2 separate regions of the Homo sapiens genome follow, and region 2 is linked to region 1. Evidence: read pairs that join two places in POLR2A ChIA-PET (ENCODE). Cell type or tissue: Panc1. All regions are shown on one strand. Each heading gives the region's core, and the rest is flanking DNA. Links, peaks and the distances in the headings are about the cores only.

What was found. ChIA-PET counts read pairs that join two places held together with the same protein. Peaks named below come from ENCODE experiments on the same cell type or tissue, not always from the same donor. Only the 100,000 strongest peaks of a DNase experiment are listed, where the experiment ranks them.
Region 2: POLR2A ChIA-PET joins it to region 1 with 8 read pairs; 10 of 35 experiments call an interaction of 5 or more read pairs at or near these places.

The regions. Positions count from the first base shown.
Region 1 is chr5:55,921,300-55,929,854 of GRCh38, reverse strand. It overlaps IL31RA (interleukin 31 receptor A), which reads right to left. Exons shown (of 15, transcript NM_139017.7): 15 at 7,005-8,555. Among named protein-coding and RNA genes, the nearest start is that of IL6ST, 69 kb to the left of the region's middle. RefSeq lists an enhancer at 6,423-7,023. In Panc1, for the core only: no CTCF peak of the experiment used is centred there; no DNase peak of the experiment used is centred there; H3K4me3 peaks cover 851 bases; H3K27ac peaks cover 371 bases.
Region 2 is chr5:55,985,049-55,993,603 of GRCh38, reverse strand. The region is part of intron 1 of IL6ST (interleukin 6 cytokine family signal transducer); the gene reads left to right. Among named protein-coding and RNA genes, the nearest start is that of IL6ST, 5.6 kb to the left of the region's middle. In Panc1, for the core only: no CTCF peak of the experiment used is centred there; no DNase peak of the experiment used is centred there.

The DNA.
Region 1 (8,555 bases), core at 4,556-8,555:
TCCAAGCCTGGGAACATCATGTCCAAGGAGAAGCATCCTGCGGAGGGTGAGGGAGGCCTGAGGCTCCAGAAACCAGGTGGCACCTCCCCTCCTGAGGAGGCCTGTGCATTGCTTGCAGGGGCTCATGCAGTGTCCATGCCACGACTATGGCTGTGTCTATGAAATGTGGGGAGGGAGGGTTTCTAGATTGTGGGACTGGCCTGGGACCCTAACAATGGCATCTCCAGGCAAGCACTAAAGGCAAAGAGCTGAGAAATAGCTCGTTTCCTCTTTTTGGACAATTCTAGACAATCCCCTGCCCGGCTTCTCCTCCTTGCCTCCTCCTTTATTTCAGCATCGCCGCCTAGCCTCCCCAGGCCTGCCGTGAGGTTCTGGGGTCCTTCAGACTGGGCGGACCCCTTCTTGTTTGTGGACAGTATCAGGAAGGAGACCCTGAGAGGGGGCTGGAAAATAGGGGACTCTTGCCCTATGCACTCACAGCCAGGTTCACACCTCCCCAGAGTCCACCCCTCCCCTGGCCCCACACAGAAATGAAAACCAATGCAAAGCCACCCTTTAGAAACAGCATGGGCTTTCCTCACCTCAGTTACCTCATCTGTAATGATGACAACAAGCCCCACTGTTACTCACCCCGCGCTTACTATGTGCCAAGCACTATGTGCAGCAAACAGTGGTAGAATGAAGTGGTAGAATCACTGCTTCGTTTCACTGCCCCAATTGTTGTGGTGATACTATTTCACCCATTTTACAGATAAAGCAACTGAAGCTTAGAGAGGTTGAGGAACTCGTGGAAGGCAACAGAGGAGCAGGGAGCAACGCTGGGGCTTAAAATTCAGTCTGACCCCAGTGCTCCTGCTTCAAACGACTACATTCTACCTTCAAAATAGGGGCGCACTGGGCTGGGCACGGTGGCTCACGCCTGTAATCCCAGCACTTTGGGAGGCTGAGGCGGGCGGATCACCTGAGGTCAGGAGTTCGAGACCAGCCTGACCAACATGGAAAAACCCCGTCTCTACTAAAAATACAAAATGAGCCAGGTGTGGTGGCGCATGCCTGTAATCCCAGCTACTCGGGAGGCTGAAGCAGGAGAATCACTTGAACCTGGGAGGCGGACGTTGTGGTGAGCCGAGATTGCGCCACTGCACTCCAGCCTGGGCAACAAGAGCAAAACTCCATCTCAAAAAAAAAAAAAAAAAAACCCAAAAAACAAACAAACAAAAAAAAACAACTAGGGGAGCACCCACTCCAGAGCTGGCCAGGCTGGGATTAAACGAGATAGTCTTTGAAAAACACACAGGACAGTACCTGGTGTGTGTTATGTAAATACGTGCTCTGCATTTTGTATTGCCAAATCTGGCAACAGGATCTGCCCCCATCTCCACCAGCTTCCCTGGGCTTTGCTTTCCACTGCGGGCACCTGCAGTTATCTTTCCACAGCTTCCCTCAGGCTACCGGAGCCTGACTCCTGGCCTCCAAGCACACAGTCAAATGTGCCTGGAGGTTTCATACCCTGTGGGGACAGCTGTTTACTAGTAGACTGAGGAGCTTAGGAGTGTGATAGCCCAGGCCCCTTGCCTGGGGAGGACACGCGCCAAGGACTGAGTCACTTACCTCCAGCATCATCTGGGGATGAGACTGGCGCTGACCTGCAGGGCTCTGCCTGAAATCCCACCCTGCCCTGGCGTCTTCCCCTCCTCTCAAGCCTCCCTCACTCGCTCACCAGTTTCTCTTGGGAATGTGCCCTGGATGAATTAGTTACACCTGGATGTTTGTCTCAGGATTTGCTTTGGGGGGACTTAACCTAAGGTTCCATTCCTAACCCCATCCCTGTACAAATACAGCATTCAGAATTGGGACACTTTGGGCGTGGTCCTTATCTGCGGTGACAGTGTTCACAGGAGGGTCCAGGTGATAGTTGCACACAGAACCACCCAAAGCGTCAGACTCACTCACCAGACCTCAGTTTAGCAAACTCCAGAAAGGCCCATCAGGACTACCTGTTAATGCTTCACGTTTAACACCTAGTCTGGGACGAGGGGAAACGATGGCTGGGTCCTGTCAGCCTGCAGGTGACCTCCTGCCTCTCCACCCACAGCCCAAGCTGACCCCAACCCTATGCCCTCCACCTGGGACCACCCGGCAATGGTCTCCAATTAGACGCCAGCAGGGCATTTTCATTACAACACTTAGCCAGAGATATTCTATCCACCTGGCAACAGAGAGGCAGGCTCCCAGGCCAGTGAGTTTTTTTGGGGACCTACAAAAATATGCTTGACCTGAAGAAAACAATTGATGGCAAATAACCAAGAAAAGAAAATCACAAAATTGAAGAATATTTAATTAAGTGGGTTCATTAGTGATATGATTTGGCTGTGTCCCCACCCAAACCTCATCTTGAATTATATTCTCATAATTCCCACGTGTTGTGGGAAGGACTTAGTGGGAGATAATTGAATCATGGGGGCAATTCCCCCAAACTGTTCTCGTGGTAATGAATAAGTCTCACGCAATCTGATGGTGTTTTTTTGTTTTTTGTTTGTTTGTTTTTTGCGATGGAGTTTCACTCTTGTTACCCAGGCTGGAGTGCAATGGCGCGATCTCAGCTCACCGCAACCTCCACCTTCCAGGTTCAAGTGATTCTCCTGCCTCAGCCTCCTGAGTAGGTGGGATTACAGGCACGTGCCACCACGCCAGGCTAATTTTGTATTTTTAGTAGAGACAGGGTTTCTCCATGTTGGTCAGGTTGGTCTCGAACTCCTGACCTCAGGTGATCCGCCTGCCTCGGCCTCCCAAAGTGCTGGGATTACAGGCAGGAGCCACCATACCTGGCCGATCTGATGGTTTTATAAGGGGTTTCCCCTTTCACTTGGTTCTCCTTCTCTCTTGCCTGCTGCCAAGTAAGACGTGCCTTTTGCCTTCCACCATGATTGTGAAGCTTCCCCAGCCATGTGGAATTGTGAGTCCATTAAACCTCTTTCCTTTATTAATTACCCAGTCTCAAGTATGTCTTTATTAGAAGTGTGAGAACAGACTAATACAATTAGCTTTATTATTTTAGAATTTATAAATGTTATCACACTTGTAAACATGCCGTGAGTTAAGTTAGCTTCCCACCTGTTAAGTTAGCTAAGCCCTGACTCTGACATGGGACTTAGCCTGAGGCATTAAGATGCTCTTACAGGGACGGTGTCCATCTGGAAGCCCTGTCAGTCCATTCTGCTGTCGGCAGCACAGTGACGGGTCACCCATGCTCAGTCACCTAGGCTGGAGTGCAGGCCTCAGGGGTACCGTCCTGAGCTCCTTCACTCAAGGCTCTCTCAGACAAGGAGGTCAGGAGGACTCAAAGGATGATATTCAGGACTCCTGGGGTTTTCATTTTGTTTTGTTTTTTGGAAGATTTTGTGCCGGGCACAGTGGCTCATGCCTGTAATTTCAGCACTTTGGGAGGCTGAAGCAGCAGGATTGCTTGAGGCCAGGAGTTCAAGACCAGTCTGGTCTGAGTAACAAAGCAAGACCCCCATCTCTACAAAAAAACAAAACAATCAGCCGGGTGTAGTGGCACAATCCCAGCCATGTGGGAGACTGAAGTGGGAGGATTCCTTGAGCCCAGGAGATGGAGGCTACAGTGAGCCATGATCACACCACTGCACTCTGACCTGGGCAACAAAGTTAGACTGTGTTTCTAAGAAAAAAAAGATTTTTTTAAAATTTCTTGTTTTATATTTTTGATGGGGAAGGGGTAGTGAGGGGATAAGGATCTAGAAAAGAGTGAAAATTCTGATATATGATGGGAAAACATTGCTTTGGGTTCAAGAGAAGATGCCTTTGGACAGAGCATTCTCCCTTTGTTTAAAGTAAGGTGTTCTCCGGACCCAGCCCCTGAGAAGTCACGAAATCGTCAGTCTAGGAGGCTGCTGTCTTACCATCAGGAAGGAAATCAGCATCCTGCATGCCTGTCATTTTTCCTGGAACTCATATTTTTTCCTGAAGGACAACAAAGTCTGGCTGATAAAACGTCTTGGGAGGTATTTGACGTCCAGAATCCTTAGCATTTGTTGACTTATAGGGAAAAGTGCAATTTTGTTTCTAAGTAAATACATATTATTTCTTTCAAAAGGCCAACTGGATGTGTTTTGTGTCCTGTGGCTTGTTTCCTATGAAGGAAGGTTTGAAATCAAGCCCCTGGGAGATGTGTGAGGTGCACATATGCAGTCGTGGTTTTGACTGAACCAGCACCCTAGGCTTTTCACTAACTGGGGTGCACCTTCCTGGACCCCTGAGCCCTGCACAAACTCCAGCACTTGCTAATCCTTAAGAATTCTGAATTCAGATGGAAGTTCATTTGGACCTTATTGTTATTGGACTTCCCCTTATTCGCCCTTCCATGGGCCTGCGCTTGTGGTTCTGATGGGCCGAGGCCAAGACAGCCCCTGGTTCTACCCCCAGAGTCTGCCCCTCCTGCTCTCTCAGGATCTTGTCCCTGCAGAGCAAGGCCTGTGGGAATCCAGCTGGGCCAGGGACCTGGGATGTCTAATTCTAGGGGCACTGTTAGTGAGCCCCCTGGGCCATGGATCTAGGGCTAGGTTTTCTAGGCCCTAGATCCTTTGGCCCTATAGCTTTGACAACAATAAGATGAGATTTTGATGGGTTTCTGGGCTCAGTTCCCATCAAGCTCCCATTGGGTTCTGATCTCACATAAGACTATATAGCCACAGTCTTCTATGGGCCAGGAACTCCTAAAAGGACAAACCTGGCATCTCGGGAGAAAGTCCCTACATGGAGACGGAGGCTTTAGTTGGGGCCTTCATGCTGTGCAGCCCAGGTCCTGCACACAGAGCGAGTGTGACTGCAGAACTGAGAGACGCAACACCGCTGGCTCCGCAGACGGAGGAAGGAGCCGCAAGCCAAGGAATAAAGGCATCGCCTAGGAGCTGGAGGAGGCAAGGAAGACTCTTCCCTATGGCCTCCAGAGAGGAACACAGCCCTGCCAGCACCTGGACTGTAGCCCAGTGTGACTTCCAACCTGCAGAACTGTGAAATCATCAATTCCTGTTGTTTAAGGCATTGAGCTTATGGAAATGTGTTACAGCGGCAAGAGGACACGAATCCTTGCTAAGTCTGTGGACTCTGAAAGTGTAACTCGTGAGCCAATAACTTATTTTTATTTTGATACGAGTCTCGCTTTGCCCCAAGGGCGCGTGGGGGTGGGGGAGGGGGAAGGAGGGGTGGGAGGAGGCACCCACGTGGTACCTTATTCCAACAGTCATGGGACATCCACTCTTCCAGCAGACCTGCTTTTGCCCTGCCCAGCTCCTGGGGGTGCTTACAGATTCTACACCGTCATGGGACTACCTGCTTCTGTAGCCATCGTAAACCCTTCTGAAGCTCTGGGTCCCTGGGGGCTTCTGTCTTCTTGTCACCAGGGCTGTGAACATGGACATGGTTCCCCTCTCCATCCCCACACCTGCCGTCAGCATTTCTCTTAGACCTCACTGGCTCTAAAACCAGTCTCAAGAGCTCTCTGCAGGCACCCAGGGGAGAGGGGAATGGTCTACACGTCTCACCAAAAAGGGGTCCCCTTGGAGTCTCCACTCCTCTTGATCTCCCCAGTCCCTTGGTCATCTTACTCACCCGAGGTAGAAAAGCACAAGGAAAGTCAAAGGGCTGGGCTCCAACCCCCCACTTCCCGCTTAGAGCCTCAGAGAGCCTCCGCCAAGTCATCTAGCCTCTCTGAGCACAGCCTCCTCATCTGCCACTGGCCAGAGCTACCTACTCACAATGCAGTTGTGAGGCTTACTGGGTACTGCGTGCCACACCTTGAGCACAGCACCTGGTGTTAAATGCCAGTCAATGGTTCTTCATAAGCTTAGTGATGAACAGGGGTCTCTGCGGGTGAATATCACCCTGCCCCAGGGCTTCTCCTAGATCCATGGTGGATGTTTGTCATACACTTGGGTACTTACCAGTCTGTTCTGTGTCCGTATTCCTTGTCCCAAAATTGTTTGGTCTCACTTGCTTTCTACACCCCCTTTTTTTTAAAAAAAATCTGGCAGTCCCCCGAACCAGAATGGGTTGAGTGACTCCCTGCTTTCTACACCTCTAGAAAGTTCTAGCGGTGCAATTTTCTCACTACCAAAAACGGAAACAAGTTCAGCTGCCTGGAGAAGCTGCCAGACGGGCTGTAGACCACGTTCCCTTTAAACCACGGCCTGCGTTGTGACAAGAGTCTGTGGGCAGCCAGAGGGAGAGGAAGATCCAGGGGCTCTTTCTTTCTTTAATGGAAGTGACCCAACTGTGTTTAGAAGCTGAAGGGAAGGAATGGCTAAAGAAAAACAAATTGAAAGTACAGGAGAGGCCGTGGTGGGATGGGCGGGAGACAGAGGAAACAGCAGGCACCTGCCACTCTGAGGTTTCCTGGGAGCCTGAACAGGAACAGGTCAGGGAGCTGTAGCTGCGGCGTAGCCTCAGAGCAGAGAGCTGAGACCCAGCGGCAGCTCCAGGAGCGGGAAGGAGCCTGGAATAGGAAGACAATGAGAGCCCGGGCGTGGGTCTCGGATCCTCCACAGGAAATGCAGGCAGGAGTCATTTCCTGCAGCAAAGAGTGTAATGAGCTGCCGAGTCCTGGTCAACTGGAGCCCTTTCCCACAGCCACCAGGCTTCCCTGATCTCTCACGTATTTACATTGTGGAGCCTCAGTTTAGATAGCTGAGTAGGTAAAACTTTAAGACAGGGTCTTGCTCTGTTGCCCAGGCTGGAGAGCAGAGGCACGATCTTGGCTCACTGCAATCTCTGCCTCGCGGGTTCAAGTGATTCTCCTGCCTCAGACTCCCGTGTAGCTGAGATTACAGGTGCGCACCACCACGCCTGGCTAATTTTTGTATTTTTTGTAGAGACAGGGTTTCAGCATGTTGCCCAGGCTGGTCTCAAACTCCTGACCTCAAGTGATCTGCCCACCTCAGCCTCCCAAGGTGCTGGGATTAAAGGTGTGAGTCACTGCACCTGGCTGAGTGGGTAAAACTTTAATATAGAAGTATAGTATTACATGAAAATAGTATAGAAGTATAGTATTACATGAAAATAGTATAGAAGTATAGTATTACATGAAAATAGTATAGAAGTATAGCATTACATGAAAATGGTATTATGGCTTTTTTGTATGAAAGGCCCAAATACAAAAGCATTTTAAAAGCTGTTCCTATTACCATAACCATGTTTTCACACTCTACTTAATAACAGACTTCTCATGCACATGCATTACAGATTGCATCCGTAGGTGGTCCATGTGTGGAAAAGACCACATACCCAGTCTTCAGAGATGGTTCTCTTGGGGCCACAGATTCAGTCTTCCTAGTTGGAAAACTCTGCATGTCCTTTCTAATTTGCATAGACCACAGGACACCTTTCTCGCATTTTAGTCCACACTTATATTGAAGTTGGGCAGGAAGACAGAATTCTAGTCCTAAAAATGAAATGCATAGTACAAGTATCTCACTTCCCTTGAACAGCCACGAGAGCATTGCTGACAGCAGGTTTTGCCCTCTTGTGGAGTTCTGCCCCTCCCCTGCCCCTTGCTTCTCCCCAGCCCTTTTCATCAGCACACGACAAGCGTCTTGGGCAGCACAGCCCTGCATAGAGCTCTGTGTCAAGGGCTATTGTGGCCTGGGGTCTCTTCCAGCATGGATTGGAGCTGTTTGTGCTTCGGAGCAAACTCTCTCCCCACTGACCCCAGTGTCCAAAGGAAATGAGGACTGCTGTTATCCTTAGTCACACTCCACTCTTCAGGAACCGCCCCCCCCCCCCGCCACAACATAAGAGTGCAAGACACTGACCACACTACACATTTTGATTACAAGTAGGCTTGTCAATAATCAACATTTACGTAGAAACAATTAACAAAATACACCAGTGTGAAATTTCTTTTTCAGATGCCCTACAAAAACAAGTATTTTAAATAGTCAACCAAATGGCAAAGTCCACCCGCTGTGCTAAGGGCCTACTGAGTCCCTCTTATTTCTAGCAACTCAGCTGGTCTGTCAATGTCCCCAGGAGCACGGAGGCAGAGAACATTCTGTAATGTCAACACAGGGACATGGCAACAATAAAAAAAGAAAAGTTTGGCTTCACAAGGATTAAAGCAACACAAATAACTATAAAGTTTCATTAACTATTCCCGATAAATTGACAAAATCAAGCTCACAGTGGTAGACAGCTGATTCTCAGTGGAAAAGGACAAAGGATCCGTCAGACATGTCTGGTGATACTGTAAATCAGCATAACCTTTGATGGGACACAGTCACGCAAAATGTGACAACCATAAAATTCTGACCAGCAATTCCACTTTTGAAAACAGCCCCAAAGAGACAGGACAAAGGTAAGAAAAGATAAATGTTTATCGCATTGCACTCTATACTAGGAGGACCTTTAAACGAATCCTATCAACCAAGGGATGCCTTAGCAAACCACACCATGCAGGCCCGCCATGGGGTTTTTCATGGATGTTCAAAATGCTTTGCTCATGCATGAATTTTTATATATGGGAGAACATAATGTATTCA
Region 2 (8,555 bases), core at 2,666-6,665, 66 kb before region 1:
ATTTTTTTCTTATTTTAAGTATGTATTGACAATACCAGTTTAATTTTCTCACAGGCAATTTAGATTATTATAAATACTGCTGCCACCTAATTTAATATAATATAGTCTTACGTAACTAAAAATGTTGTTCTCACTCTTATTTGTGAATTGCAGTATTTTCAATTTATTTAAATTTGTTTCCAAGGCTTTGCACTTCAGTTCAGTGTTAGGGCGAAAGTTAAATACATGTGAAGTAGGTGTTAAAATGTCCCCTTTATAGAGAAGGAAACAGGAGTCTCGCTGAAAACTAGATCTGTGTGACTCCAAATCCTGTGCTCTGAATCATTTTGTCATGTTGACACGTTTCTCATAAAAACCCCAGTGCCACAATTTGGTTTGGGAACTTAAGGGCAACCCATAAATCCTCTACAGTGGCAGGGAGGGATTCCCCGCTCCCTCCTTTCAGAGCTGCTCATTTTAATGGGAGTCAGAATTCTCTGGCCCTAATACATTTGCAGCTTGGCTCCTAGAGAAGCATGGAATGTTCTCACAGCTTCTCCGTTTCTTTGATTGCAAAGGCAGAATGATCAGAGTTGAGGTTCCTATTGTGCTTTATTATTTTACACAGCAAATACTAAGCAATTACTACCTGCTGTACGAACTCACAAAGGTGCAGGAGATGTAATCAGGACCTTCAAAGAGTTTATAATAATTGGATTGACAAACTTATACGAAAAAAACTACAAGGATGCAAAGCAGTTTTAATTAAATGCAGAGTGATGCAGAAAATCCTGTAGATATTAAAATTAGGGAATGATCGTTTAAGGATTGGAGTGAGCATTTAAGGATTGGAATGAGCAAAGGATTTACCAGAAGTTGGCCTTGAAACCTGGGTAGGATTTGGATAAAGGGAAAAATGAAGACAGCCCATTAATAATAGCGAATGGAGGACAAAATGTAGAATGGAGAATATAGAACATAATATAGGACTAGCTTGTGGAAAGGATCAGCAGTAACTAAGGTCTATTAATTAAAACAGGCAATATATTTAGTGCTTATGTTGTGCCAGTTGCTGTTTTGAGCACTTTGCCCATATTAAGGCATTTAATCTTCATAATATTATGAAGTAGGTCTAATAATAATAGGATAAAATCCTCTTTTTACACATAGGGAAACCCAGGCACAAGAAGGTTAATTAATTTGCCCAGCTAAGTGGTAGATCTAAAGGTCATACATAGACAGCCTGGCTTCAGAATCTGACCTCTTAACCATGATACATCCTGCGTCTCCATACAGTACGCTTGAGCGACAGCGAGTAGATAGAAAATAAGATCATACCAGAAAGTCTATAAAAACCCACCCTTAATTGTCCACCAGGTGCCTCAAACTATGGTAGATTCTGAGGATATCAAGATATGTGAAACAATTACTGTGCAGTGTTCTGAGTCCTGTTAGGGAATGATGTAAGAGTACACTGACAGCAAAGATGTTTGAAGTGGGGGGAAATTCCATATAAGAGATGATACTTCAAAAGCAGTTTGTAGTGCACAGCAGAGTCAGGAAAGACATTGGAATAATATATGTAGAAGCACAGACTGAAAGAACAAGGTATGTTAGAGGAAGTCTAGTGGTTTGCTGAGTCTACAGGGATGGTTAGTAGGGAGTGATGAAAGATAAGACCGAATTATAAATGGCATGGTGTGGTCAAGCAAAATGAGGAGCTTAAGTATTTGCTTTGCAGTTTGGAAACTACAAGAATAATTTCAGCATTATTGGAGTAAAAAAGCCAGATTGCTTGCAATTGCAAGCAGTTCTCTCTAGAAGTATAGTAGTAAGGTAGCTTGAGGGAGGAGTCTGAGGAAAGGATTTTTTTTTTTTTTTAGAATAGAGAAACTTGAGTATTGGAAAAGATAGATTGGATAGGCACATCAAAGCCAAAATTTTAGGTTCTTAAATAGTTAGAATATTTGGCATTATTATTCACCCTTTAAAAAGCTGTTGAGGAGAAGAATGACAGGTTTAAAGTTGTGTTGTAGAGAGAGTGATCCACCAACAATGTTCAGAATGCTTGGTGGGGAGGAAAGAGACTGGAAGCAGGAACACAGTTGAAATTATTGAGGTGATCAATGTCCAAATTAGGTTAGTTTGTGGTAGAGAGTAAAAAGAAGAGATGGGTGGGAAAGATATTATGGGAGAGAAGACAGGATAAGATTTGTAACTGAGAAAAGCTAAAATGTACTGCATAGATGAGAGAAACGATGGACTCCATTGACTTAGGCAGTTGAAGAGGATGAGTTGTTTGTAGATAGGGAAAAATGGTAAGTCCTTGTGACTTTTTAAAAAGTGTGTGGGCATTCATCCCATTACTGGGCATATACCCAAAGGATTATAAATCATGCTGCTATAAAGACATACATGCACACGTATGTTTATTGCAGCACTATTCACAATAGCAAAGACTTGGAACCAATTCAAATGTCCATCAATGATAGACTGGATTAAGAAAATGTGGCACATATACACCATGGAATACTATGCAGCCGTAAAAAAGGATGAGTTCATGTCCTTTGTAGGGACATGGATGAAGCTAGAAACCATCATTCTGAGCAAACTGTTGCAAGGACAGAAAACCAAACACCGCATGTTCTCACTCATAGGTGAGAATTGAACAATGAGAACGCTTGGACACAGGGTGGAGAACATCACACACCAGGGCCTGTCATGGGGTAGGGGGAGGGGGGAGGGATAGCATTAGGAGATATACCTAATGTAAATGACTAGTTAACGGGTGCAGCACACCAACATGGCACATGTATCATATGTAACCTGCATGTTGTGCACATGTACCCTAGAACTTAAAGTATAATAAACAAAAAAAGTGGGTGGGCATTTATGTGTATATGTGTTCATGAGCATGTACCTATGGTGTATTGTTTTTAGACCTCTTAAATTGATAAGACTCAGAGACAGAATATCTAAGAAGATGAAATGTAACTGGAATTAAAAGAAAGATCCAAGCCAAAATTCTTGAAATTATTTTGTTTGAAGGTAGTAGTTGAAGTCATGTCTTCAAAGAAGTTGGTATTTAAAAAGAAAAGTCGATGCCCAGTACTTTATCTTTGGGTACCTTCATAGCCTGGAGATAAAAGCTAGCAGAGAATTCAGTAAAGGAGACAAGAAAGAGGATAAAGGAAAGAATTCAACTACATTATCTGGTTACATAGAAACCAGGATATAGGAGAAATTCAAGAACCAGGGATGGTCAACAATGTGAAAGGCTTCAGAAACACTTGTGATATATATAGTCAAAATGGCTACAGTCTCTTCTTCTTCTTTTTTTTTTAAACTTTGCGGCTATCTAGTGTATCTTAGTAAGATTTAATAAGAAATTAGCTGATTGATCGTGAATAAGAGAGCTACATTGGCTGAAAAATGGCTATAGTATATAGATGATTGTTTTAAAGCTGTGTGTATACATATCCAGAGCAGGAGATTCATTCCTTTCAGCACTGTAAATCTGTTGCCCTGTTACATTTGGAATGTTCTGCCTCCAAAGTTTCATTTTCTTTTAAGCAATCAGCTTCACCCTTTGCTCTAAGGTTGATTGATCTGCTCAGTCTTTTTTTGTTTGGATGTTCTGTTTTATGTATTACCCCCAACCCCACCCCCTAGTGCAAAGTGAGTTAATCAGAGCTATGTTTCAGATAGCATAGCTCTGGTTAGACTGGCATGCTCTGGGATTTTGTCATTGGTAATCTTCACTTGACAATTAGAGTCAAAGATGATGTAGAGTTCATATGTGTGCTATTTTCTCTATCTAGGAACCCCTACCCTTATTTTAAGACTGGGCGCTCCTGGCCCCTGTCTGAATTGGGTATTTTCTGTGCTCCTGTGGCACTTTGTGCATATTCTGCATCTCTAAACTTTGGACTTCTTAAAGGCAAGAACTATTTATATGGCTTCAATTATGTTTGTAACGGAATAAAAATTGAATAAAAGCTTGAGCTTTTATTTCTTAAGCAATGGTGAGAACATGGATGTTCATCAAAGTGCTCTGTAAACCTTTTCATTTGGCTAAAATAGTCTAATTTTAAAAGGCCCTAAGGTCATAAGCATATTCTATGTGTTTTTCAATATGCTTATAATTTTGCTTTTGCATTTAGGTCCTTAATCTGGAGAGAGAGTGTATGCTTATACATGCATGTGCACGTGCATGAGTGTGTGTCTTTTTGTCTGATGAAATGGGGTTCTTTTTTTTCTTTTTTGCTTATGGAGCCAGTTGTCCCAATACTATTTATTGAATAGTCCTTTATTTTCCCAGCAAATGAGCAACCTTTTAAAAAATCAGATACTAAATTCTTATATACACTTGAGTGTGTTTTGTTTTGTACCATTGATTTAGTTGTCTATTCATTTGCCAATCAGTGCTATGTTTACTTTACCTTTAGACTGCCCTTTTTTTTTTTTTCTGCGAGACTTTTTTTTTTTTTGAGACAGAGCCTCGCACTGTTACCCAGGCTGGAGTACAATGGCAAGATCTTGGCTTCTTAGCTTGCTGCAGCCTCTATAAGCCCAGGCTCAAGTGGTTGTCCCACCTCAGCTTCCTGAGTAGCTGGGATTACAGGCATGGTCCACCATGCCCGGCTGATTTTTTTTTTTATTTTTTTTTTATTTTTTATAGAGATGGGGTTTTGCCATGTTGCTTAGGCTGGTCTTGAACTCCTGGGCTCAAGCAATCTACCTACCTCGGCCTCCCAAAGTGCTGGGATTACAGCCGTGAGCCACTGCACCCAGCCTTCTGTTACATTTTCTAATTAGTTATTACTGGTATGTAGGAGAGCTTTTTTTTTTTTTTTTGGAGATGGAGTTTTGCTCTTGTTGCCTGGGCTGGAGTGCAGTGGCGACATCCCGGCTCACTGCAACCTCCGCCTACTGGGTTCAAGTGATTCTCCTGCCTCAGCCTCCCAAGTAGCTGAGATTACAGGTGTGCGCCACCACTCCCGGCTAATTTTGTATTGTTATTAGAGACAGGGTTTCTCTATGTTGGTCAGGCTGGTCTCGAACTCCCAACCTCAGGTGATCTGCCTATCTCGGCCTCCCAAAGTGCTGGGATTATAGGCGTGAGCCACCGCGCCAGCTGGAGAGCTATTTTTTGATGATGTTTTGTTTGACTGTTATGTTAAACTCTAAATAGTCCTATTATTTTTTGATGATGTTTTGTTTGACTACTGTGTTAAATTCTCAATAGTCCTAATAGTTTGTCATGTGATTCTCACTCTTTCTTGATAGATGATCATATCATTCACAATTTATTTTCCATTTTTAGATCTTATTTATTATATTTTTGCTTAAGCCCTTTAGAGCAGTGGTGAATAACTGATGACTTCAAGCATCTTGTCTGAATCTTGACATTAATAGGAACGCTTCTAATTTTTACCTTTAAACCTATAGATGCTTATTATAGGTTTCTTTCTTCCTTTTTTTTTTTTTTTTGGAGGCAGAGCCTCACTCTGTCGCCCAGGCTGGAGTGCAGTGGTGCATTCTCGGCTCACTGCAACCTCTGCCTCCCGGGTTCGAGCAATTCTTCTGCCTCAGCCTCCCAAGTAGCTGGGACTATAGGTGCCCACCACCACGACCAGCTAATTTTCATATTTTTAGTAGAGACAGCGTTTCACCATATTGGCCAGGCTGGTCTCAAACTCCTGACCTTGTGATCCACCTGCCTCGGCCTCCCAAAGTGCTGGGATTACAGGCGTAAGCCACCATGCCTGGCCTTGTAGGTTTCTTATAGTAGTACCTGTGGCAGCAACAGCAAGAGCTGCACTAATAATAACAGCTGTTAACCTTTTATTGAGTAGTTACAATGAGCCAAATGATTCTAAGCACTTTATGTATAATGAGTTATTTAATCATCATAACATTCCTAGATGGGTAGGTGGTGGTGGTACCCCATGTTTACAGATAAAGGAAGTAAAAGTGAAGGCTATTTAAAAACTTGCCTAAGATGTTAAAATATAGGGACTGAAATTTGAACACAAGCAATCTGGTTCTAGAGTCCCTGTATCATCTTTGTTATCCTTCACCAAGGTAAGGATGGTCTCTTTCAGTCTTAGTTTTCTGACACTTTGTTGTTATTTTTAAGTTTTAGATGAACAGTTGTTGAATGTTATCAGATGCTTTTCAAACATCTGTTGGAATGACCCTGTCATTTTCCTTTGGTCTGTTAATATAGTAATTAGCAGTATCTTTTCTCATTTTGAACTGTGCTTATTTTAGGCTAAATACTTGTTAGCATTCACACTTTGGTTTTGTTTTCAAATCTATTTAGACTTTTCTCTAACCATACTACAAAAAAATGTTAAAGGCAGTTTTTCAGGCCCAAGGAAAATGATACCAGATGGAAATACGGATCTATACAAAGGAATTAAAAGCTCTAGAAATGGTAACCACACGAGTAAATATGTGCCAGTCTCACTCTGTCACCCAGGCTGGAATGCAGTAGTGCAACCACAACTCACTGCAGCCTCGACCTCCAAGGCTCAAGCAGTCCTCTCACCTCAGCCTCCTGAGTAGCTGGGACAACAGGCATGCACCACCACAGCTGTCTAACTTTTTATTTTTTGTAGAGGCGAGAGTCTTACTATATTGCCCAACCTGATCTTAAACTTCTGGGCTTAAGTGATCCTCCTGCCTTGGCCTCCCAGAGTGATGGGATTTCAGGTGGGAGCTACCAATGTGAAGTTTTAATATATGCAAAAGTAAAATATATGCTAAAATAGCACAAAGGTCTGGGGGGAGAAATGGAAGTATACTATTATATACTATGCCTGAGGTGACATAATATTACTTGAAGATAGATTGTGAAAAGTTAAAGATGTACACTATAAACCTAAAGCAACCAATAAGAAAACAAAGAATTATAGCTTATTAGCTAACAAGGAAAAGAGAATAAAAAATAATTAAGAAAAATAAATGCAGAAAAGTAAACAGGAACAAAGAACAGTCAAGAAGAAAACAAATATGAAGCTGATAGCTTTAAACCTAATCATATCACAAATTATATTAAATGTAAATGGTCTGAACACCCAATTGGAAAGCAGAGATTATCAGATTGGATACAACCACATGCTGCCTACCCCCTAAAGATGCCACTTAAATATGAAGAAACATACAGATTAAACAAAAAAGAATGGGAGAGGATATGTCATGATAACACTAATCAAAGTAAGACAGAATTGGCTATAGTAATATCAAAGTAGATTTCAGAGAATGTTACCAGTGGTAAAGAAGGGCATTTCCTAATGATAAAAGGGTCAATTTATCAAAAGGATCTACCAAATAACATAGTTTCAAAACACAACAGGGTAAAAACTGCAAGGAGAAGTAAATCCACAGTTATATTCAGGGATTTCAATATCCCTTTTTGAACAATGATAGAAGTAGTAGTCAGAAAATCAGTAAGGATATGGAAGATTTGAACACTATCAACCAAATTCACGTAATGACCATTTATGTAACACTCTACCAGCAGCAGCAGTGCTTTTTAAGTGCACACAGAATATTGATTTCAAGATTTATAAGGCTAAAGTCATCACGACAGTGTGGTGGTAGCATATAAATAAGCAAATTGATCAGTGGAACAAATAGAGTAGGAGTCATCCTACCTTCTGTTTTCATAAAGTACTGTTAGAACACAGCCACCCCTGTTTGTTTATGTATTTTCTATGGTTGCTTTTGTGTCGTAACAGTAGATTGGTAGCTCCAATAGAGACCTTATGGCTCACAAACCTAGAATATTTACCTCCTACCTCATACATGAAAAGCTTGCCCACCCTGGAATTGAGAGTAGCCAAATAGACCCACACCTGTGAACAACTGATTTTTAAGAAAGACGCAAAGGCAATTCACTTGAGAAAGGATAATTTTTTCAGCAAATAGTTTTGAAACAATTATCCGTATATACAAAATGAACTCAAATTTCAGCTTGACACCACACATAAATATTAACTTGAAATAACTGAGACCTAAATGACCCTAAAACTATAAAACTTGTAGGAAAAAACCTTTTTGACTTTATTTTTATTTTTTATATTTTTTTTTTTTTGAGAAGGAGTCTCATTTTGTCACCCAGGCTGGAGTGCAGTGGTGCTATCTCTGCTCACTTGCAGCCTCCTCTGCCTCCCGGGTTCAAGCAGTTCTCTTGCCTCAGCTTCCTGTGTAGCTGGGATTACAGATGTGCACCACCACACCCGGCTAATTTTTAAAATATTTTAGTAGAGACAGGGTTTCACCATATACCCAGGCTGGTCTCGAACTTCTGAACTCAGGTGATCTACCCACTTCGGCCTCCCAAAGTGATGGGATTACAAGTGTGAGCTACTGCGTCGGGCCCTTTATGATTTTAGATTAAGCAAAGACTTCTTAGATACATCAAAAACACAAATTGATGAATTGAACTTTATTAAAATTAAACCTCCTATTCGTCAAAAGATACTGTTAAAAGAATGAAAAGACAAGCATACAAGAAAATAATGCGTAAATCCATTTTCTAATAAAGGCCAGAATATCTTCTTAGA